Regions from separate parts of the Mus musculus genome. Here region 2 is linked to region 1. The links are chromatin loops, found by intact Hi-C in ENCODE. Cell type or tissue: gastrocnemius. All regions are shown on one strand. Each heading gives the region's core, and the rest is flanking DNA. Links, peaks and the distances in the headings are about the cores only.

Region 1 (12,737 bases), core at 2,558-10,557:
GTTAGAAATATTCCAGGATGTTGGAATATGTAAAATGTGTGGGAAATTAATTAGACATATGTTTATACTCTTGACAATCACTATCAGCATTTAAGGCCCGGTAGAGGATTTTTTTTTTTTTTTTTTTTTGGTCTTGGATACTGAAATGCCTTAGCATTTCCACACAAAGCACAGTTGTTTCATAAACTTCGGCCAGGGTTGAATATGGCAGGCTTGAGATGTGGCTGGACCAGGCTGTCAATGTAATGTCTGGATTTTATCCAGCAAAGGCAATGCTTAGGCACTGAAAGGCTGAGTAAACCCAGTAAAAGCAGGTTGTAATTCATTCCTAGGTTGTAAAATCAACTTAGTGGATGGGGATCAGCATTGTGTGTGTGTATGTATGATTGTATGTTCCCGTGGGTGAGTGCACATGCATGTGGAGGCTAGAGGTCAGCCTCCTCAGGATTTTTTGAGATAGGATTTCTTCCTGAGCCTAGAATTTACCAGTTTGGCTAAGTTGGCTGGCCAGTGAGCTTCTAAGATCTGCATATCTCTACCCTGAATGCCCAGCACTGGGATAACAGGATATACCATCACACCTGGCTTCTGTTTTTGTTTGTTTAAATTTCTATCAGTAGTGTGTGCCACAGCATGTGTAGTCAGTTGTGGGGGTTATTTTTTTTCTACTATGTGGATTCTAGGAGTCAAGTTATCAGGCTTGGCACCATCTTTACGGAATGAACCATCTTCCTGGCCCCACACCTAGCTTTTTGTGTGGCTTGGGATGTCACTTCAGGACCTGATGCTCAAGAGGTGGGCATTTTATCGAGTCATTCCGCCGGTTCTGGAAGCAGCATTGTTAAAGGTAATGCAAATGTGAAGGAAAATGTCTTGTGAGGATATGCAATTTATATACATATTGACCGCCACATGTTCTGATGCAAAATGCTTTTTTATCTTTATCTGAATCCTAGTTAAAAAAAAATTTTTTTTGGGGGTGGGGGAAGGAACACTAATTTTAGTAGTACAAAGCTTGATGTTTTAGACTGCTTTTGGTAGCAATAAGAAGAAATGACAGTCTCAAATGGCAGTAATCTCTCTCAAACACACTTCATTACAACTTGGATTGCAGTTTGGAAGCACTTTAACTTGTTAGTTTTTAATCTATTTTCATTGTTGTCTTCAGTCTAATGCCCTATACCATAGGGAACTATAAAGCAATGTTGTATTTCAGTGTACTACATAAACACAGCAGGCATATCTTGTGTGACAAAGTTATGAGTTTAGGAATGGGGATGATCAGAAGAGCCACGTGAAAGTTTGTGTACAAGTTATGTAGGTCAAAGTGGAGCCTCTGGATGACAGGGACTGTGTGAACAAAGTGTAAAGGGACCTGTGCCAGAAAAACCACCCAAATAAGGTGTGTTCTATGCTTCTACAGCATGAGCTTGAGAGGCACCACGTAGTGGAGCATCAAGCAGATGCTTGATTAGTAGGCAGTGTAAGAAATCTGGACTTTGTCCCATAAAAAACTGGAAATCTATCAGGCAATTAAGATGACCACATTCCTATCATGACAACTTTGTGCCTGGGACATCCCACTAGGAACAATTGCATATTTGCTAATGGAGATAAAGCAGGACATGACTCCACTTAAGATACAGGGATACAGTTACTCGGTTTAAAAATGATAGGTAGGTATTGGGTTCATAGTGCTAAACTTTTAAGTAAGTGTGTTAGGTTTTTTGGGTGGGTGAGGGACATTAGTTTGTCAACCTTATTGTAAAGAATTGAAACCCTCCCCCCCAATCCTTACCATGAGTATGGCAATATGTACCTTCAATCTCAGCACAAGGGAGGCAGAGGCAGGAAGATCTCTAAGTTCAAGGCCAGCCTAGCCTACAGAGTGAGTTCCAGGACAGCCAAGACTACACAGAGGATCCATGTTTGTGTAGATCAAAATCTGGAACTCGATGTGGAGAACCACTCTTTCGAAGCGATGAGAAGGGCTTGGCTTGGTATTTAGGCAATGTCTACTCAAAGGCAGTTATTTACAAATACAGGCAGATTAACAAAGCCTTCAGTAGATGTCTTAGGATTTGTCAACTTTGGGGGGCCAGATTATTAGATATGTAGTGCCCTGTACAACTGTGAGCTCCTTGACTGCTGATGCTTCACTTTTAGCCAGGGTCAGATTTACTGCAAATATGCTTGAAGTATGCAATCTCTAGTATGTAAGGTGATGCTGGAGATTCGGATGCTTCTAATAGAAGGGGTAGAGATACAGCTCAGAAGGCACTTGCTACTAAGTCTGATGACCTGTCTTCCATACCTAGGAACCACAGGTTGGAAGAACTTGGGAAAGCTGTCCTCTGGCCTCTATCTGCATTCTGAGATGCATGTACCCTCCCTACTCAATAAAGAAGTATAAAACATTTAGGGAAATATTAAAGCTCCAAATGGTGGGTGTTCAAAAAAAAATCTGAGAGCCCTTTCATATTTTACCTGTTGCAAAGTCTTCCAAGATTTGGTTTTAAGGGAAGGGCTTTTCCTAGAACAAGTCATGACTCAGGCATCTAACTTGTAAATGCTCAAAAGATAGGAAAAGGGATAAAGATTTACAAAAAACATGTCAAGTTCTATGCAGAAGGAAGAGTGACAGCTCTGCCGGGACCAGGTGATTTAGTGTAAGCAGCTGTAGGGCAAAGAGTCTTAGAATAGTGTCACTGAAGCTAATGTCTTTCTGCTTCCACAGTGACCTTCTACCTTCAGGTGCTGCACTAATTGTTCAGGAGAACTTCTTTCCATGACTCCCTGGTCAAGTCTCTGAACATACAGAACAGCAGCCAGGATGGGTCATATCCCATATTTAGTGGATATAAATAAGCTCCATGCTTCTCACATACCCTGGCCATTCTGAAACAGGATTTCCTCTTTCTGGGTTCCCACAGAGGTCCACTTTTGGCAACAAAAGCTTCCAGGAAATTCCCAGCAGGCTTAACTTTCTAATGCATCACTCTCTATCAACCTTCCTCTTCACACCCTCTAAGAGGAAGGAACTTATCCGGAAGGCCAACATCCTGGCAGATGCCTACAGCCCTATCTATGATCAGGGTGGTGATACATCTATTTGAGTCCACATTCAAAACCCATTCAGACATTGAGTGAAACAAATGTGACCTTGCCTAGAAACAATTCTCAGTTTTAGGGGTACCATGTTATTTGAAGATTCCTGTACAGAGGCTCACACAGCTAGTTATCAGGAAGCAATCTCTTGGGACTGAATGCTTGCTCTCATAGTAGCCTGTCAAAATCCTGTTAAGAAGGGGGTTAGAAGCTCAGGCGGCTGCACCCTCCTTTGTGGATGGACAGACAGTGGTACAGCCATTGGTAAGACACACACATGCTCCTGTAAGCAGGACTAATGAAACTCGCCAGGACATAATCACACACATAAAAAGACATCAAGTGGAAGGGGGACTAGTTGAAATAGGCAGGACAATAGGGTGCATGCATGTGGTGGTAAGCATGGTCAAAAGACATTGGTAGATATGTATGAAGATGCCAAGGTGAAACCTAGTCTCATAGGATTCATAAAGATTCTCATGTATAACTTATAAAAGCAAAAAAGGAATTCCAACGGTGGGTCTCTATGCTGGACGTCAGCCAGTCACCATAGGAAGATGGTTTGGAATCAAGAGGTACAGGGCCCATCTAAATTAGTGTTGAGATAAGCAAACTGAGCCAGGAGGTAGTGCCCCATACCTTTAATCCTAGTACTGAGGAGGCAGAGGCAGGTGGATCGCTTAGTTCAAGGCCAACCTGGTCTACAAACAGAGTTCTAAGACAGTCAAAGAAACTGTCTCAGAAAAAACAAAACCAAAGCAAACTGGCACTGTGTGGTGGTGAACACTTGGGAACACAGGGACAGGAGGACTGCTGCATGGTGGATATAGTCTGGATTACACAGCAAGATCCCCTCCCCTCCAACAAACAAGCAAAACTAGACCTAGAATTTAGAACCTAAGTTGTGAATTTACTGTCTTAGGAGGCTGAGCATCTGGATGCCTCTTACTTTCCATAAATCCTAGGGAAGGACAAGAAAGTCAATATCTTATATTCATATTAAGACTTTTATCTTCTGTGCAAAGAGGATCGTGTGAGTCAGCAGGGAGGTCTGGGTCTCATTATGAGGGGGCTTTACAATGCTACTTCCAGGCCTCACACACTACACGAGCTCCAAGACCCACGAACACGGGCACCACACCTATGCACCACTCTCCAGCTCCAGTTAAGTCTTTGGTGTTTGAACTGTACAGGAGCTGTGGAGGCTTGCGTCCTGGTTATGGTGCAGGTCCTGCTGCAGTCCCAGGAGCAGCTGGTTTAGGAGAGTAAGGTTGCTGTCTCTGTGAGGCAGAGGCAGGGGAGGGAGGTAGTTCCCTTTATATTCTATCACCGCCATCTTGGCCCGATCTTGCTCCTTCCGATTCGGGATCTGTAGCATTCTTGTGTAGTTCCCATTCTGACCTTGGAACCGAGGCGCTAGCACTTTAAACAGCTTTGGGATCAAGTCCTTCTCCTAGATGGGGAGAGTTAATCAGAAAAAATAGTCACAACTGTAGAGGCATTTAACTATAGATTATTCCCAGAGGTAGGGTTCAAAACCATCTTCACAGGCTTTCCCACCACCCATTCAGGTACCAAGTTACACAGAAACACTTACAGGAAGTTATGCGGATGCTCATTTTACCCAAGTCAAATAAGAGAAATACGTGTCTAAGGTAGTTCGCAAGTCTGGTACATAAAAGAATGCCCTGCCTTCAATCTGCCAGGTACCCGGTTCTCTAAGGATTCCTTCCTCACTAGCAGGTAGGGAGCACTCACTGTGAGCCAGAAGTCAGCCATACGCATGGCTCGTTCGTTGGTGTCGCCCAGCTTTCCATAATCGATGAGCTGTGAGGACAAAACACATGGATGCAAGACGAGTCAAGAACCGAGGCGCCCACCTTACTCTTCTGTCTTACCTTCATCCAACCATCCCACCAGCTAAGCTAATTCTGGGCGCTCCTTCCTTCGGAGCCCCAACCAGCCTTCCATTTGCTGCGCAGGAGTGACGCGTTCAGCTGAGTGCCACACGGGAATTCGCTACCGTGGAAAGTTCTCCCAGCGTGGCCCTACTCCCCACACACGGCCAGAGCGGCGGTCTGAGGCTGGACCCGGCGGTGAATAGCTTGGCTCTCACCTTCTCCGCGTAGCCCCTCATCTCGTCCGCGCGTGCCCATGTCGCCTCGATGCGTTCGTGGCGAACTAGGCCCGTGAGCAAGTTCCGCAGCAGATGGATGCGGGACTCCGGACCCAGGCCCAGGCGGCGGTAGACGCGGCCGTGGGAGATAGCGGCAGCCAGCGACAACCTCATGCTCTCACCTCAGCCCCTCCTCTCGGGGGCCCGGAAAGGGAAACTCCGAGCTGTGTGTGCGCGCGCGGGGAGAGGGGGAGCAGAGGGGCGGAGGCACGTCTCAGAGGACGCATGCGCAGTAACTCGGCGCGTGGCTACCGCGTTTGCGCGTGCGCATCAGAGCCTGCCTAGCTGGCAGTCTGAGGGAGGGCGGCCCGACGTGTTGACGTTTCTGGAGCGACGAGCTGGGCGGGCCTCAAGGTCTGCGGTGCTCTGTGGCGAACTGGGATCTCGGCGCCCCCTGCCGGGTTTCTCTTGCACTGCGTCGGCTGGCTGGGGCGTTCTTGGAGGAGGCGCCTTCCGGGCGGAGCATGCCGGGAAAGTGAGTACCTGAGGAGAACTGCGTCAGAGGGGTGGGCCTGTGGTGGAATGTGGCGCTCTTGCCTGAGGAGTTGCAGTCCTGGCTGGTTTTGTGACGATGCCAGTTTAAACCCAGTCTTTATTAGTGATAGTGAGATAAATTATGTCCAGGAAAGCTGCAGGTATTATGTTCTTTTATTGACATAAATAAAAACCTAAGTTAGCACTAAAAGCTAAAGTAATGGACAAATACCTGACATTTAAAAAAAAAAAATTATTCTTTTCTCATACAATATACCCAGACTGCAGCCTCCTCTCCCATCACTCCTCCCAGCCCCCACTCTCCTTTCTCCCCTTTCTCCCCCTAGAAAAGAGCAGACCTCCTAGGGACATCAACCAAAGCACAATAAAACCAGGCACAAGGGGGTGGGGCAAAAAACAAACAAACAACAACAACAACCAACAAAAAAACAAAAACCAGGCACAAACCCTAACATCAAGTGTGGACAAGGAAACTCACTAGGAGGAAAAGAGTCCCAAGAGCAGGCAAAAAAGTCAGAGACATCCCATCTCCCACTATTAGGAGTCCTCCCAAAAAACCAAGCCAACAAACTATAACACATTTGCAGACAACCTAGGGCAGAACCTTGAGGGCTCCATGATTGCCCCTTCTTTGAGCTTCCATAAGCCCTGCTCAGTTGATTCTACAGGCTGTCCTCACCTGTGTTCGACCCCTCTGGCTCCCACAATTATTCTTCCTTGTCTTCTGCTGGGTTTCCCGAGCTCCAAGGGGCGGGACCTTATGTAGGCCTCCAACCCAGGTTCTTTCTCCTCTTAATGTTTGTCAGTGGGCCTCTACATCTCCCATCAGCTGCAAGAGGCAGCCTCTCTGATGACGACTGAGTTAGGCACCAATCTATGAATCTAGCAGAATATCACTAGGAACCATCTCATTGAATTTTTTTTATTTATTTTCGGCACTACAGTTTGGTTCTTCCCTAGGTCTCTGGGTGGATGAATACTTTTTCTTAAAAAAAAAGTTCTGTGTGTTTGTGTGTGTGTGTGTTCCCTTCCATTGCTCAGCATCCTTATGGCTCTTTGAAAACAGTTTTCTGGGAGGAATTGGGTGAAAATATAGTCTAGCTCTAGTATTTAACAAAATGATGATCATATTAGGGCTTATTTAAAATGAATTCATCACAGTTGGAGTTACTAGGACAGAACAAATAACACATTTCAAATGGAAAAGGAGTAATTTTTAAAATAGTTTCATTTTAGAAAAATAAGTTTATGATCATATACAATATGAAGAAGTTGAGGTGGCTCAGCGCTAAAGAGGGACCCAGAGTTTGATGGAATCAACCTAACCCTTCAGATGGTGTTTCACTCTGGAAATAGTGATGAGCAGTTTCCAACTTGGCTTACATTCTTCTTGGTGTTCTGTCCCCTCCCTGCTTCATTTCCTTGTATTCTTAGCGAGGTGAACTGCCTGTTGCTGAAATTATAAAGTCCTTCAAGGTCAGAGAGGAACTGATTCATGCATTTGGCCTTCTTTCCTCTTTCCTCTTGCCTCTGCCATCAAGCCCGCTGCACTCTGTTTTTTTTTTTTTTTTTTTCTTTTCTTTTCAAGCAGTTCTTGGCATCAGCAATAGTGTTTGGGTTTGGTGTCTGTAGATGGTATAGATCCCTAGGTGGGGTGGTTTTGTTCCCACATTTCTATGTATGTTCTTTTGGGTCTAGGTTACCTAACTCAGGATGATATTTTCTAGTTCCATCCATTTGCCTGAAAAATTCATGAAGTCATCATTTTAAATAGCTGGGTAGTATTCCATTGTATAAATGCACCACATTTTCTGTATCCATTCCTCTGTTGAGGGACATCTGGGTTGTTTCCAGCTTCTGGCTACTATAAGTAAGGCTACTATAAAGATAGTGGAGTATGTGTCCTTGTTATGTGTTGGAGCATCTTTTGGGTATGTGCCCAATAGTGGTGTAGCTGGGTCTTCAGGTAGAAATATTTCCAATATTCTGAGGAACAACCAGATTGATTTCCAGAGTGCCTGTATCAGCTTGCGATCCCACTAGCATTGGAGGAGTGTTCCTCTTGGATTGCAACCCAATAGGAAAAACAACAATTTCAAGTAACTGGACCCAGCAGAGCTCCCAGGGACTAAACCACCAATCAGAGAGTATACATGGGTGAGTCCATATACATATGTAGGAGAGGATTGTCTTATCTGGCGTCAATGGGAGGGAAGTTGCTTGGTTCTGTGGAGGCTTGTTACCCCAGCGAAGGGGGATGCTAGAGGGGTGAGTACCTTCTTAGAGGCAAAGGGGAGAGGGGATGGGATGGGGGGTTTGGATAGGGGAGACCAGAAAGGGGGAACAACATTTGAAATGTAAATAATTGGGGCTGGAGAGATGGCTTGGCAGTTAAGAGCACTGACTGCTCTTTTGAAGGTCCTGAGTTCAAATCCCAGCAAAGACATGGTGGTTCACAACCATCGGTAATGGGATCTGATGCCCTCTTCTGGGGTGTCTAAAGACAGCTACAGTGTACTTACATAAAATAAATAAATAAATCTTAAAAAAGAAATGTAAATAAATAAAATAATCAATAAAAGTAGTAGTGCAAATGAACTAGTGCAGATCTTATGTAGTAACATGATTAAATACCATAAACATAATATTCAGTAAAGGCAGTAAGTGCAAAGGACAATACTGTATTATTAAACTGCCTGTTTAAAACAAGATCTGATCTGTGGTGTTAAATTCCCCTTGGTAAGTGAAAAAAGGACAAGTGTTTAGAAGAGAGCATGGGATAGGAACGTGGGTGTATTGGTAATGTTCTATAACTTGACCTGGATGGTCCAGGAAGGAGCATGTTTGTCTTGTCGAAAAATCACTGAATGAAACATATATAATTTGCATATTAATTTTAGTATAACTATTGTATTTTAGTTAAAAATGTAAAAGAGACTATTTATACCTATAGGCTTATATTTTTCAAAACCTACTTTAATAGGGGTTCTTAAACACTTTAACCTCCCTTCCACCACCCACCAGTGGAAAGGAAAGGTTAATAAGGCAAAGAGCAATGTGGATCTGTTTAGAAATAGTTCTTTTTTGGGTGATTCCCATCTTCATTGTCAGGATATTAGCAGTTCAGTTCACACGAATCAGCGACAGTAGCTTGATCCACTCACAAACACCATTCACACATCAGCAGTGGCAGTTCAGTGAAGAAGAAATAGGCTCTGCCAATTGGCCAGAGTCTTCAGAAGCCGCAAGAAGCCTCTGGAACACCACCAGAAGGTCTTTGGTCCATTTCTCTCTACAAAGTCATGACAAAAGATGATCAGTGAAGAAGACAAGGTGAACCAATGCCATAGCATAGTCAGTGAAGATCAACATCAGGAAAGCCCAACCAAGACCAGCAGAGTGGCAAGGTAAACCTATGCCACACAGTGTCATTCACCATCTGTTAGGTTATATTTATACCCTTTCCGAACATCATGTGTTTTCTCAAGTGTCTGCTCTAGCAAAACACCATATATCCTTTTTTCCAGGCAGCTTCCAGAAAAATACCACATGTCTGTTCTCAGTAAAACATCCTCCCATGTGTCTGCCTCAGCAAAACATCCTCTCATAAGACAGTTTCCAGAAAAACATCATATGACACAACTGAGTCTCCAAAGAAATCAGAAATTTCCACTTCATATGTCCTTGATAGCTTCAATTCATGAGGGCCAATCTTTGATATGGTATTAATAAAGATCTCTAAAGATGTCCATATCCTAATCTATAGGACCTGTGAATATGTTACATGAAAAAATGACTGCATATACAATGTACTATCATTGGCCTGTTGTAATAGAGCTGGTTCAACTACATATGGTGGTGTCCTGGTTAGGGTTACTATTGCTGTGGTGAAACACCATGATCAAAGCAACTTGGAGAGGAAAGGTTTTTAGTATAGCCTATTCTTTTAGGTAACAGTCCATCATTGAGGGTAGTCAAGGCAGGAACTTAAATGGGGCAGGAAACCGAGATAGACATTGATAGAGAGGACATGAAGGGATGCTACTTACTAGTTTGCTTCTCATGACTCACTCAGCCTAATTTCTTCTAGTACCCAATGTGGTGGTTTGAATAGGATTTACTATGGACCAGCCTCAGTCAGCCCCCCTCAATCTGCGGGAAATTGGGGTTCCGGACAGGTGGGCAAGGAGTTGGGATGAAAAGGGTGACAAACAGCCATGAACACAGAGAGTGTGTATCTGAATGTAATTTGTCTCAAAGCAAGCACCAGTCTTATAAGTGACTTTTATACAAAACAGAGGAATGCATACAAAAAGCTAACTGGAGCCAACTGGGATAAAAATCAATGTTAACAACTGGGATCAAAATCAGCCCCACCTAAGGTCAGCTTAATCTTAGAAGCCAGGGGCAAGGGCTTCATGCCCTTGCCATAGTTCCAATTCTAGTTTATTGTATAGTCCACCTTCCCCCTAGGCCATCGAAAATTCCTGTGTATGGGGGTAACTCAGCTATCTCTAGTTAAGTATTTACTCTTAGTTCCTTCTTAGACCACAACCTTTCCTCTTCCTAGATAATTGTAAATTCCTGTGTAGGGCAGTGGCTCAGCCAAGGACTGCCTGGGACTGGTGAAGAATATAACTTAGCTATATGTCAAAATCAATTCTTAGAGGCACTTGTAATAATATTGAGGGAAAGCACACAGATCCGTTTACCAACTAAAGCAAGGAAGGATTTGGAGCATTCCTTATTACAGGATACCATGGTTCCAGGAGACTAAGTTTCCGTGAACTTTTTGCCTCGGGACTGCATCCAGGCTTTCTGGGCCTGTCACGTGGGTCACTACTGGAGTGGGTGTAGCAGGAATAGCTTTCATAGACTTAGTTGTTTGAATGCTTGGTTATAGGAAGTGGCATTATGAGGAGCTGTGGCCTTATTGGAGAAGATATGGCCTTCTTGGAGGAAGAGGGTCATTTGGGACAGTCTAAGAAACTCAAGTCTGTCTGGGGTGTCTCAGTCTCCTTCTGCTGCCTGTGGATCAAGATGTATAATTTTCAACTCCTTTGCCAGCACTGTGTCTGTCTGCAGTGCTTCCTGCCATAATGATAATGGACTAAATTTCTGAAACTGTAAGCCATCCCCAATGAAATATATTTCTTTATAAGAGTTGTCATGGTCATGGTGTCTCTTCACAGCAATAAAACCCCAACTAAGACACTCAGTACCACCTGTCCAGGGATGGCACCACCCACAATAAGCTGGGACCTCCCCAGTCAATCACTAATTGAGAAAATGCCTTCCAGCTGGCTCTTATGGAGACATTTTTTTTTTCAAATTGAATTTATTTCCTTTCAGATAACTCTAGCTTGTGTCAAGTTGACATAAAACTAGCTATCACTGGTTGTATAGACAAATGGACACATTTGTAGAATGGAGGATGTAGCAGTAAACTTGGGGTTCTGTAGCCAGTATAATCCTTTCTGCATGACATAACTGCCTAGCTAATAGCCAATTCAAGCAGTAGTGTCTTGCAGGATACTTAGATGGCAAAAGAGCTATGCACAAGAGACCACTAGATGGCATTATTATAATACATTATAACACAAAGAGACTAAAGAAGCTTTGTGCCTGGAGATTGTACACATTGTTTCCACCAAACAGGAAAGGAAGAGTCCCAGTGATCAAGCATTACTTTATCTGATAGAAATTTGATTCATCTCTGAATATATACACCAAAATTGTCAGATTGAATTAAGTTTAAACTAGATGGAAGAGTTACTGTTTTTTTTTTTTTTTCTGCTAATCAGTGCATGGGAAATTGGACAAGATACCAGCTTATTGAATAAAGAGAATAAAATATTCTTTTATGTGATTTCAGATGTAGTCCCAGATTGCCCTTCTTCAAGGCTATAGAGATTTCTTCTTTTAAAGGTCTTTAGAAGACGAGGGAAAGGATCAGTGAGTGCATGCCAATTGACTATCCCCTCTTCCTCCCTCTTCTCATTTATGTTTCCTGATTTGTCTTTGAGTTTTTGGAAATTTGGAGGGATTTGAACTTGTATTAGTAACTCTCTCACACCTACATGATTGTCCCTTCTTCCTGGTAGAAAACGTTTTCTAGGTTGGAGGGTTTCTAATAAAGACCCCCATTAAATATGAGAAGGTCCATTAAGTACCAGGTTCTGTAATAGATACAGGGTGCATGGAGAGGAAAAATCCAGCCATGTGCTACACACAGGGAGTAAGAGAAATAGGGAAAAACTGTTAAGACTACCGTTGCAGAAAAATACTCCCTTTTCCCTAGACTCATATCCATGGCAAACCTGACTTATAAGCTATTATTTCTTTATCTTTTGCCAAATTTTTTATCTTGCATTTAAATGACCTAACCATATTTTAATGTTTTCTCTGTTCTTGATGTCATTTGTATACAACTCTTGGAAAAGATTTATATAGTTCAATTCACTGAGTTATGGCAAAATTATGCATTTATAGGTAGTGTTTGGTGTGAAGCAGTGCCAGTCTTGAGTTGTGCAAAGTTATATGTTCACACATGTTAATTGCAATTCTATTTAAAGCAGGGAAATTTAGGAACTTCAGTTGCTTATCAGAATGATCTGGTAATCATATAGACAAGAATATGATAGAAGTGTTTAATTATTAAACTATATCAATATTTGTTGATCTAGAAAGGTATTTGTAGTAGATTTTTTTAAGTGGGAAAGGAGACTGATATGAGAGAGTGTGTAAAAATGCTGTGTTTACAAAATTATTTTTTAACCTGGAAGGAGAATGAACATTAAAATGTGCATAGAAGCAATGGTTTTCCATTTTTAATGTTTCCACACAATTTTGAATTTTCAAGTAAATACATTATTCTATTAGAAAAAATAAAACACAAACTTTCAAATATTCTGCCAGCACTTGCTTTTTTTCCAACTTAAAATTCTTTTGGCTTTCA
Region 2 (12,279 bases), core at 4,106-12,105, 410 kb before region 1:
TGGTCTAGAATATAACTGAAGATAATCTGCCTCTGGATTTAAACCAAAAGTGAAAACAGTAAGGCATGGCACATCCAGAGGTGAACAAAAGAGGTGATTAATGAATCTTAACACTGGAGACTTGGGAACACCACTGATTGTCTTGTAATACATAGGGAAATTATGCTTCACAAAAGGTGATAAGATCAAGTATAACACACACCTGAAATGCCAGCACTCAGACTAAAGCAGGAAGACTACCAATTCAAGGCCAGCCTAAGCTATATAGCAGGTCCCCAACTAGCTCAAACGAAAAAAGCATCTGTTTAAGTCCGAGGGAAAAAAACAAGATGGAAGAAAGGGGAAGACAATGAAAAGGGGAACAGACAACAGTTTTAAGCATGTTAAATTTTGAGACACTTAAAGAATACTTCAGATATCCAGACAATGGGCTAGGAATGCAGCCTCATTGGTAGAGTGCTTTGTCCACCATGCACAAAGCCCTGGGTTCAATCCCCAGCAGCACATAAACCAGGGATGATGGTGCACACCTACAATCCTAGCGCTTGGGAGGTGAAGAAAGGCAGGACAGAAGTCCTAGATAATCTTCAACTACAAAGTGAACTTAAAAGCCAGCCTGGGTTATAAGACTAGCAAAAAACATAAATATAAAAAAAGAAAAAAGAAGAAAAAGAAAAAGAGCATACTTCAGTTCAGAGTGAAATTAAACTAGAGCTATAAAATTCAGGAGCTGCCAGTTCATAAGTGGTCAATGAAGCTGCGAATGAAGCTAAACGCAAAATCTTTTTTAAAAAATAAAAATAAATTTAATAAAAACAGGATTTAGGAAAGCAGAGTGTGGTATCTGAATGAAAATGGCCTCCACAGGCTCATAGGAAATGACACTATTAAGAAGGTTTGGCCTTGTTGGAGTAGATGCTGCCTCATTGTTACTGGGATTGAGCTTTGAGCTTTCCAATGTTCAAGCCAGACCCAGTGTCTATCTCTCTTCCTGCTGTCTGCCAATCCAGATGTAGAACTTACACTTTGAGGTTCTTATCTGCCTGTACACCATGACCATAATGGACTAAACCTCTAAACCTGTAAGCCAACCCCAATTAAATGTTTTTCTTTATAAGAGTTGCCATGGTCACAGTGCCTCTTCACAACAAAAACCTAAACTAAGACACAAAGAGAATTCATTGACAAAGATTTAGCCAGATGAAATCTGCATCCCTATAATCCCAGCACTTGAGAAGCTGAGGGGGGAAGGTTTGAGGCTTGCCTGAGTTATATAATAAAGTAATTTCTCAGAAAGAAAGAAAGAAAGAAAGAAAGAAAGAAAGAAAGAAAGAAAGAAAGAAAGAAAGGAAGAGAGAGAGAGAAAGGAAAAGAAAGGAAAAGAAAAGAAAAGAAGAAAAAGAGAAAGAAAAAGAGAAAAAGAAAAAGAAGAAAAACAAGATAAAAATGCCAGGCACGGCAGTATATGCCTTTAATCCCAGCACTTAGGAGGCAGAGGTCTGTGAGTTCAAAGCCAGCAGGACTATCTACAAGGAGAGCTCCAGACCAGCCAGGGGTACATAGTGAAATACTGCCCCTCCAGAAACAACACACACACAAATATCCATTCACACCCCCAATAAAGACAGTGAAGGTAGTCAGAAATTAGAGACGTCTAAGAAACAATGATCTAGAAACCAAGGAATGGATGTTTCAAGAAACTGGAGATTGCTTGTAATCCCATAAAATTTAAAAAAAAAAAAAAAAAACAAGTAGAATGAAGATGGAAAACTTCACTGGTTTTATTTAATTTTTTTTATAATCTTAGAAAAAGTTAAAGAATGCCTGAGAGTCAAAGTATAAAATGTACTTTAACAAAATTCAGTGACACAGAGAAGGATGAAAACAGGGCCATCTGTGTAGAAAAAAATGGGGAGGTGGGAGTCAAGAGTTCACATGGTTCAGAATTGAATGCAGCTGGCTCAGGCCTGGGAAGCTGAAACAGAAATCACAGTGAGTTCCAAGCCAGCCCCAAGGATGTTTGTCAATTAAGAAAATAAGTCTGAAGAAAGGAAAAGGTTAATATGGATAAATAAGGAATACGATATCTGAGGGGGGAAAAAAGAGCATATACTTTCAAAAGAAAGGAAGACAGCAGTACAGGATGAGTGCCCACCTCAAGTAAATATAAATGCAAAGACAGAGGGAAGCATCTACTACCTCAGCACCCTCCCATCCTTCACACCCCACTCTCCCACCCCAGCCTCAGCCTGCCCCCTCCCCTCAAGCAGGAGACTAACAGTAAGGGAAAAAGAAGTGAGAAAGTAAAGCCACAGAATGGATGCTCACTCTTTCATACACAGCATTCTATAAACTATCAACAACTGCACATGCTGGTGGCTAAGAACAGAAAAGATGCACTGGAAACAGTACTTACTCATAGTCAGAAGGATTTGAGGTCCCAGGCAGGCACAGGCTGAGAAACAAAGCCCACAGTTATATGATAAAACTCTTCCCTCTTACTGCTATTAGCCTTTGATACTGTATCAGCCTCTGCTGGTTTCTTTAATCACTGCCTATACCTTTGTAAATATAGTCCCATTATTAATTAAATTCTTATGAAACCCAGCCTGAGCCATCTGCCACCTGCCACCTGCCAAGGAGCTTGACTGATACAAGAATACTCACTGTTTACAGAGTACTCGCTACAACATATCTCATTTGAGGACTGAAAACAAATAAAAACCTTATGCTTGGAAAAGAATAACACAAATAGTAGGTAAGGCTTGAGCTCTGAAATTCCTCAAACAAAAGTCTAAATCTCAGTGTACCATCTTTCAACTGTGTGATATTAAGTAAATCACAAATCTGAGCTTGTTTCCTTGTCAAAAAATTCCTGACAAAGTAACTATTCTTTTTAAGAAGTAAATGAGGTAACAGCACTCCAGGCAAGAAGCAAATCCTCTGTAAACTGTTTCTTTGCTCTTTTCCTTTCTGGTCCTGTATGACAGGGTGCTCACATCTCTGAGATAAGAGGTCTAACCTGCTCTAAAGTATGTCCTGTGCACTCAAGCCCCAGGAAGCTCAGCAAAATAAGCTTTTCATGTGCCTAAACCAAAACCCCTCCAGGTTTTGGAAGATTAACAAGCTGTTTCTATCATGCAATATCTGGGGTACCCAGGCTTCCTCCCCTCCTTAACCACTACAAAGCACTCTTTTCTCACTACCTCCTGTGAACCTTAGCAAGAACCACATAAAATCAGCATCTTAGAAGTCAAAACTGAAATCTAGGCCCTGTTCACATGCTGAAAAAAAGATTTAAAAAGGTCTTTCCCAGGTATTCCTACCACCTATTTAAACTCCTGGCAAAGAAGCAGAACTGCCATGTAGTTATGATGCCCTTTGTCCTACAGCAAAGTCCAAAGAAAAAGATAGATTCCTCTGTCTTCCCTGATTTACCTTCAGGCTAAACCACTAGGCCAATAGGGAAGCAGTAGTTGACTTCTCCAATCTACACACAGCCAGGATCAGCCACTCACCTCAGGGTCCAAAACACAATACAGCTTTATAGGGTCCCACAGCAAAAGGTGTCAACCAACCTTAAAACAGCAGAGACAGGAAGTGACTCAGCTTCAGCTTCTCTTAAGAACCTTTGCCCTGGGAGAGGCAAAGAGAAAGAAGCAGGAAGGGATATATAAACTTTACCAGACAAGGAGAGACCAAATGACCTTCCAAGAAGAAACCTCTTCCTAAACAAAACTGATTTTTGGCATAAGGCTGTTGCCCCAAACACACTGAAAGTGGAAAGACCTGATTAAACATGTAGAAATGAGGGAGGGGTGGCAGGGGGGCCTCTCTCAATAGTCTATCTGGAGCTCAACTCATACATACCATCCCTGCATTTCAATGTCTCAGACAAATAGGCTTTCAGGATACAGCCCACCTCTCCCCATACCACCTGGGCCTCTTGCAGGTATCTCTTCATCTCAGTGGATGGTCATAAGGCACAAAGTGAACTGCTAGCACACAGTGACTGTCTTTACAACAGTGACCTCCTCAGTGTCACACATGGTTATCTCTACACCTGTTCTTTGAGGATGACAAAGAGGAAGTCAAAGACTGGGTGAAATTGATCCTAAAGGGTAAGAAAAGTTCACTGGGCAGAGAAGAAAAGATGTTCCTAGAAGAGGAAGCAGCTTTTACAAAGATTCCAAGGCTAGAAAAGTAACATGTTTGTTAAGAGAACTGTGAACAATTTATTCAAGCTAGAACACAGAGGAGGAAGTGGCAACAGACAAGGCATGAAGAGGTGAGTTGAGGCCATATAAAGGAAATTGGATGTTGTCCTACAGGCTACAAAGAGCCAACTTTTTTAAGCAGCATAGTTTCATGATCGAATTTGTATTTTTAGAAAGATCATTCTAGGAATAGGCAAGAAAAGATCAACTTTTAAAGCAACAGACTTTAAAAAAAAATAGGTAAGTACCAAGGAGCTGAGGACTCAGGCAAAAGTTGGTGATGATGTGGCAATGGAGATAACAGAGGAAAAGTATTGGTCATCTCAGTGACTGACCAAATTTAGGAGGTAAAGGAGCAGAAATAGAGAATGACATCAAAGTCATCCTCTGGATTGATATAAGAGCAGATGATTGCAAAAAAATGGGTCTTTGGGGCATGTTAATTCAAAGATCACTGTGGAGATTTATGCATAAGTGCATATGTATATTTAGAACACAGAGACTGAGACAGATAAAGAGAAATAATCACATCATTCTGATTTTTTTAATATATTTCCACATTCTCCCTTTAAACTAAAACTTTTTCTCCCCTAACCAGAATGAGAATTCTATGCAACTGCATAGGACCACAACTTATTTCTATTGTTATCTTATGGGACTGAATTCACAACAAGAATTTGTTGAAAGAATAAATGAATGAGTTTGTTTTCCTAGCCCTCACTAAGAGTGCACACACCACCACCAAAATGTTTCTATCACTACAGCATCCTCATCCATGTTTCATCCTCTCAGACCTACCATTCCTCTGTAAATTAAAAGTCAAAATCCATTGTAATTAATGTTACTATGGCAACAAAAAGTTTAGTATAGCAAACAAAAAGCTTTCCGAATTCTGTGCTTTCTCTAGTAGAACCAAGAATTTATACAGATCCTAAGAATGCTCTAACATGCCAACCATAGTAGTGAACACCTTTTACCCTAGCACTTGGAAGGCAGATGCTGGCAGATCTCTGTGGCCAACCAAGCTACACTGTGAGGCCTCATCTGGGGAGAGGGACAAAAAAAAAAGGAGTGGGGGAGGGAGAGGGGAGGAGAGAAAGGCAAAGAAATTCTCTAACATTATCAGTAATACGCCCAATACTATACATGCCCATTCCATGTCATTGATACAATATTAAACAAAGCTCTCATCCCTATGACATGCTCACGCCCCTTAATTTTTTTGTTAACAATTACAAATCATAAAGAAATACTACTTGCAGGTATGAGGTCCTCTATTTCATCACTTTTCCAATATATAATGTGCCCTTTGCCCACACTGCCTTTACTTTCTATTACAAATCTTCCTTCCTCTAGTCACTAGCACTATGAAGATGCCAAACTGACTTGTTTTGTCCCTCTACCCTGTGAAACTGCTAGCTTCTGAATCTGACTCATCTCTAAAATTCCTTCCTTTGCCTACTTCACAAGGTATCAACATAATTTCAGCAAATTTTAAGGATGCTATGTAAAGCATGTCACTTTGATTTTATAATGAATTAATATAATATGTAAGCATGCATGCTACTCAGATATCTAAAGTTACATAAAATTACTATATAAGTACATGGTTCTTCAACCTAAAACAACACACACACCACTATCATTCTGAATGTCAGGATTTCATAAACCAGTAAAATATTTATTTTTTAAAAAGGTGATCAACTTTTTATTTTCATCATTTTCTTTAAACCTACCATGTACTTTACCACTAATTATTTCTCCAGTGAAAGAGCAAAGAGCACCTTAACACCAAAAAAGAACAATAATATTAGAATAAGTTACCCCTGCCCCTCTTTTGGCAGTGTTGGGATCAAACTTATAGTTTTGAATATGGAAGGGCACTCTCCCACTGAGCCACTCCCCCAGGATATAACTTTATTTTTAGTTCTTTCATCCTGTCTTATACAGATGAACGCTACCATGGACTGGATCCACAGGTCAGTGTTTGGGAACCACTACTACAACCTGTTATGCTTGTCGGTCCTCAAAAGTTCTGATTATCTGGCCAGACATATCATTATGAAGAAGGCCTCTTTGGTCTCCAGAGAGAAGAAAATATACCACAAGATAAAATAACTAGCTCTGAAGCTGAGATTCTTTAACAGAATATAAACTGAGGCTGCCTCAAATTCTCTAGGGATAGTCTTCATAGAAAGACCTAAATACTGTTATGGTTAAAGGAGGTTCAAGACACCTCAACTACATAGCCGACTGTCAGATCAGAGAGAAGATCCAGAGAATGGATCATATCACTAGTGAGACTAACTTCCCCAAATTCATGTCTGTGTGGATAAGGAGATGGACTTATAAAATACAAATAAAATGAACTTAATTATAGGATACAGAGGGAAATATGAGCTGTAAAATAGAGAAAACTTTTCAGGTGGTCTAAGTGTTTGGCATCTTGATTTCACAAATATGCACATATGTCAAAACATGTACACTTAAAGTATAAGCATTTACTGTACAAAAATTTGCTTCCACAAAGTCATGGGTTTTTTGTTCCTGCTTTTCAAACTCCTAAGAAGAGCAAACCTAAACACAGTGCTGCATATAACAAGCCATGTGACTTCCATGAAAGCAACTGCTCGTCCAATACAGATGACAGCAACAGGGAAGGAGGAATGTAGTAAGGGTGCCCAGAAGCAGGCAGAGAGAAAATATGGGTAGTTCTCTCTCTCCACCTCTCAAAACACAAAAACAAACTTCCTGATGGCCTCATTTTAAAGTCTGCCTTACAAAAGCAGAACCTGAGGAAACTGTGGTTCCATTATTACTCTGTAGATGACTAAACCTCAAACATTTTCCTTATCACAGTTACTGTTGCTTATGATGCTGTTTTGTGTGTGGTGTTTGGGGTTTGTTATTGTGGTTCTGGGGTTTTTTTTTTTTTCCTCCTCTCTCACTCTCTAACATATCTATGGGCACAGGGCGGCCAAGTGCACAACACTTGCGCCTGTACTTTACTTGATCGTAAACTATTGCTCTCCCTGGACAGGGCATCCAAGGAGGCCCCACAACCAACCTCAGCTCTCATGCAAGTCTCATAACCCTCAAGCCCCTTTCCTCCTCTGCCCTGCTTTCAACTGCTACACCAAGGCACAGCCATCCCCCGCTGGTTCCCGCCTTGGCCTTTAACGCTCCCCATCCCCGCACAGGCCTTACCCCCTCAACTCTTGTCCCAGGACGTCCCTCACCTTTCCAAGCTCAGCGAACCCACACCCTTTGCAAACGGTGGTTATGAGTTCCTTCAACTGGGCCCTTCGGAGCTGGGCCCAGGATCCCCTCCAGCGGGCTTCTTCCTGGTGCACAGCACCTAGGCTGTCCCCTGCCCCCCTACCTCAGATGTTCGCAGCCCCTCACCACCTGCCAACCCTTCACCCTGTCCCTTCAATTCCAAACCCGGTGCCGTCATCCCGAATCCCCTCGGCACCTTGCGCCTCTGCGCGCGCCGCGGCCCACGCGTCTCTTTCACTTGCACCACGCCGCCCTGCCCGGGCCTGTCGGCGGCCGGGCTAGGTGAGTTCAGGCCGCCGCCATCGCTCCTCAGGCGAACCAGCCGCGCCCCGCCCCGCGCCACACGCAGCCCGCGCCCCCGCGCACCTCACGCAACCGCCCAGTGACGCACGGCTGGGCAGCGGCGTGCCAGCTCATTGGTCCGGCCAGGCCCCAGCCAGAGCGTCGACGCCCGTTTCCTGGCAACGGCCGAGCGCAGGGGCGGGGTCTCCGTCCGCATTCCAAGAAAGGAGCGGCTCCACACTCTCAGGCCCCGCCCCCTCGACCCGCAGACTCCGCCCTTCTGAGGATTCTGGCGTTTTATAGGGGACGACTGAGAAGAGGCGGGGACAGAGGAGAGAAATTCGAACCGGAGGGCAGAAGGCTGCTCTAAGGGAGGGACAAGCTTCTGAGGCTAGGAAAGAGTAGGCTTTGGAAGGCACTGGGAGAGATAGAGGGCGAGGACGAGGGGGCGGGAACACAGGCCCTGGGCGGTGCTTATAGCGTCAAGTGGGCAGGGCTTTTCCTAAAGGATAGGCCAAGGGCCAGTCTGTGGGCAGGGCTGTAGAAAGCTCTCCTAGACCAGGCTGTTTGCTACCAAGCTAGTTTGTTTCCACCAGACTTATGCACGCCGGTTGGATTCTACCTTCCTACCCGTGAAGACCGCCTCTTCCTAGCTCTCCCGAAGCTTCCGTGACCTCGTAGAACGTGGAATAAGTTCCTACATGACAGCCTGGATTCCTGATCCGTTAGAACCTGTCTCAGTCTTAGGGCTGCGAAAGGAAAAGCGTCTAGAAGCAGCACTTAGCATGATCCCTGTTCATAGAGGATGAAAGAGCTGAGAGATGGCTTCAGGGAGAAATGCTGGCTGAAACAAGAGTGAGAAACACTAAGAGAATTAGCAGTTTCCGATAAAATCTGTAGTTGATTCTATCAGTGTTACCTGATTGTGATCATTCTGTGATTACATAATATGATGGATGACAGGGGGGCATGGGTAAGGAGTTTACAGCTTTGTGTGTTGTTTTTGTGACTTTTCTGTGATTCTAAAACTGGTTCAAATTAAAAGTATCCATAAAGAAGAAAGAAATAAAAATTTCACCCTAAAGAATTAGCTATCCCAAGGCAAGGCAGAATGGTCAAGACCCGGAGAACACCTGGAGCTGGGAGCATGCAAAGCAAAGATCAGATGAGAATGAAAACGGAATATATAATACTGCGGGACTAGTTGACCGTGTTAGTTTATATTATAGTCTTGGAATTTTATACATAGTCAGGTGGACAGGGCACCTTTGCAAATGGTCATTCAAAAGCAAAGCCCAAAATAGGATCAAAAGGATGTAGAAAAGGGAGTTTGTGGACACTGGGAAGGGTTTGAGACTTGGGTAAAGGGAAGGGAAAGGATTAAATATTGACATCCTGTATAAATTAAAAACCATCAAAGGGAACCAGAGAGATACCATCCTGGTTAAAGCACTGGCTGAGCAAACGTGACAGCCAGAGTTCAAATTCCCCAGAATCTACATAAATACCGGGTGGGTGTTGTGATCCACCGGGATCTGTCCTTGAAAGGTGACTCTGTTTTATTGAGAGAACCTGTCTCATTAAATCAGATGGAAGAACAAACAAGTGTGATTCCTTCCATCAGTCTCAGGCCTCCACAAGCACACACACACACACACACACACCACTCAAGGGCATACTCACAAATTTCCAGAGCTGAGGCATTGTTATGAGAGGTGGGAGTGACAGTGACTAGAAAGAAGAAGAGTGACTCCTCAAGCTTATAATAGTTCTGCTTCTTGAGCCAAGTACTGAGCTGGGTAAGTTCAATTTGTGAAAATATATCAAACTATAGATTTCTCTATTACTGTTGTTCCAGTGATAGTGGTAGTTACTATGTTGGCTGTATTAGTCAGCTGTCCATCACTGTTCCAAAATGAGATTAATAACAGAAAAAAAAAAAGTTTATCTTGATTCAGAAATTTCTGCCATGCTTGCCTTTGGAACAGTGGTGAGGAAGTAGATCATGCCACAGAGTATATGGCAGCGGAGGCTGTTTACCTCGTGCCATCCTAGAAGTAAAGGGTAAGATAGAAAAATGTTAGAACCCCAACATTCTCAAGGGCATACCTCATTGGCATGCTACCTGCCCCTTCCTAAAAGTTTTACCATCCCCCAATTGTGCCAGAACCTATTGACCAAGACCTCAGAACATAGCCTGTGGGGTACCTTTAAGACTCAAACCACAGTACTAAGTAACAAATCACTCCAAATTAGTGGCATAAAGCAGACGGCTTGTTATTCTGTGATTCCAATGAGATGCAGCAGAAGTGGTTTATTTCTATCCCATGAGCATCTAGGAAATTCAAATGTGGGAGTGGCTTGAGCCATCATTAGAATCACCTAAAGGCTTCTTCAATTGCATGTACAGTGCTGGGCTGGAACAAGTGAAAGGCTGAACTCAGCTCAGACTTCTCAAGTTTCTCACAGTGTGATAGACAGGATCAAAGAGAGCAGGATCCTGAGAGGCAGCAATCACAATATGCATACCAAGCTACCCAGAAAGTAGCAACATCTTTGATAGTCTAACCTTAGATGTCACAAAACATCACGCTTAGTATGCTCTATTTGCTGATAGTCACAAGTGACAAACATCAAAAAATTTGCAGTCATTTTTTAAAATATCTGAATTACATAATACTAAATATTGGTCCCAGGTGTTTGGCTGAGAGGACAGAAATGGGCGTTTGGGGTGGGGGAGAAGAGTAGGTGGGAGAAGATAAAGGTGCTGATACACTGGGTTGAAGGGGACTGCGGTGGTTTGAATAAGAATGGCCCCCATAGGCTCATATATTTGAATGCTTAGTCACCAGGGTGTGGAACTCTTTGAAATGATTAGAAAGATTGGAAGGTGTGGCCTTGTTGTATCACTATGGGTAGGCCTTGAGGCTTCAAAAGCCCTAGGCTTGCACTCTCTCTTCCCCCCTCGACCCCTGCCTATGGGTAAGGATATAACTCTCAACAACTACTCCTGCAACATACCTGCCATTATGGCATTACTGGCACCATGCTCCTGACCATGGACCAAACTTCTAAAACTGTAAAGAAGCCCCCAATTGAATGCTTTTTTGGTGGTGGTGGTGGTGGTGGTGGTGGTGGTGGTTAGTTGGTTTGGTTTGGTTTGGTTTGGAGTTTTAAGACAGGGTTTCTCTGTGTAACAGCCCTAGCTGTCTGGGAATTCACTCTGTAGACCAGGCTTGGCCTTGAACTCGAAAAAATGCCTCTGCCTCTGCCTCTGCCTCTGCCTCTGCCTCTGCCTCTGCCTCTGCCTCTGCCTCTGCCTCTGCCTCTGCCTCTGCCTCTGCCTCTGCCTCTGCCTCTGCCTCTGCCGTCTCCCAAGTGAGTGGAGGCATTAAACCATACCTGGCAAATCATTTATAAGAGTTGGCCTAGTGATGGAGTCTCTTCACAGCCTTAGAACAGTGGCTAACACAGTATGACAGTTAAGGTGTCAAAGTGGGATCTAGTATGCAGTTAGTCAGTCCTAAGGATGACTAAAGCTCAAGGAAGTTCATGAGAATTACTAGATAGCAAAATAATTCTGTGGGTGACCAAGATCAGCCAGAACATGTGTGGAAGATGGAAATGAAAGAGAGAGATCTAAGATTTCTAGGAAACACTAACCTAGAAGGAATGTGCGAAGACTCTTATAAAAGAGACTAAGAAATAAACAGAACACCAGGAAATGGTGACATTACAAAAGCTATGGACAAAAACATTTTGGAAACATTTCCTAGGGATATAGATATTTCTTTCAAGAAATTCCAAAAATGTAAATCTGACACTAACCCATAGCTGTATAAAACAGTTTACAGGTCTCCCATTGTCTTTGATTGTCCCCTTTTGTTCTTAAAATTAGGGGTAGGGGACAGGTTAGCAAGATGGCTCAGCAGGTAAAAGCATGAGCCTCACCACTGGAATTTGTGTACCAACTGACTCCAAAAGTTGTACTCTGATCTCCATAGGAATGACAGCAGGGACATCAGCCTAAGTGGGAGGGGGGATTATAGGAAATACGTTTGTTTTGTTATGAAAAGTTCACAAGAAAACTTGAAAGAGGTTGAGGGTCCACAAAATATGTCCAGTAGCTGTTGGCGCTGGGCATGAGAAATAGGAAAGGAACAAAAGTAGCACAGAATGAGCACATAGCCGGAAGATTGGGTGATAGGTATGTAGATAAGGATGTGGCTATGGAAAACACCTCTAAGTGAGAGGCACCCCAGTGTCCCTAGAGACTAGTTTAACACCTGACATGAAGGAGCCGCTTGGCACATAATTGTCAAATAAATAACTAGGCCCAACAGAGAACCTGCATAAAGTGAAACAGTATTCAAACCGACATTTCCAGCAGGCTTGGGGAAGGTGAAAGAAGACAGTAACAAAACTGAAGCTACCTTCCCAAGCATCTACCTCCCACCACCTCCGGGGACCTCATTAAAGGTGTTTAGCTGGGCAGGTGTAA

Evidence for each region. Hi-C counts contacts between places; a loop is a spot of excess contacts. Peaks named below come from ENCODE experiments on the same cell type or tissue, not always from the same donor. Only the 100,000 strongest peaks of a DNase experiment are listed, where the experiment ranks them.
Region 2: a loop joins it to region 1, with 3 times the contacts of the local background. A loop is called at or near these places in 7 of 42 quality-filtered maps.

What each region holds. Positions count from the first base shown.
Region 1 is chr7:105,805,584-105,818,320 of GRCm38, forward strand. Mrpl17 (mitochondrial ribosomal protein L17) reads right to left here and starts at 5,504. Exons shown (of 3, transcript NM_025301.2): 1 at 5,225-5,504; 2 at 4,867-4,935; 3 at 1-4,561. The coding sequence starts at 5,398. The coding sequence ends at 4,274. In gastrocnemius, for the core only: a CTCF peak has its summit at 5,684 (motif pointing left); DNase peaks (open chromatin) are centred at 5,588, 6,087 and 6,442; H3K4me3 peaks cover 2,018 bases; H3K27ac peaks cover 4,645 bases.
Region 2 is chr7:105,392,192-105,404,470 of GRCm38, forward strand. It overlaps Fam160a2 (family with sequence similarity 160, member A2), which reads right to left and starts at 7,863. Exons shown (of 12, transcript NM_199009.3): 1 at 7,693-7,863. It also overlaps a transcript of Cnga4 not described here. In gastrocnemius, for the core only: no CTCF peak of the experiment used is centred there; a DNase peak (open chromatin) is centred at 7,977; H3K4me3 peaks cover 2,376 bases; H3K27ac peaks cover 1,954 bases.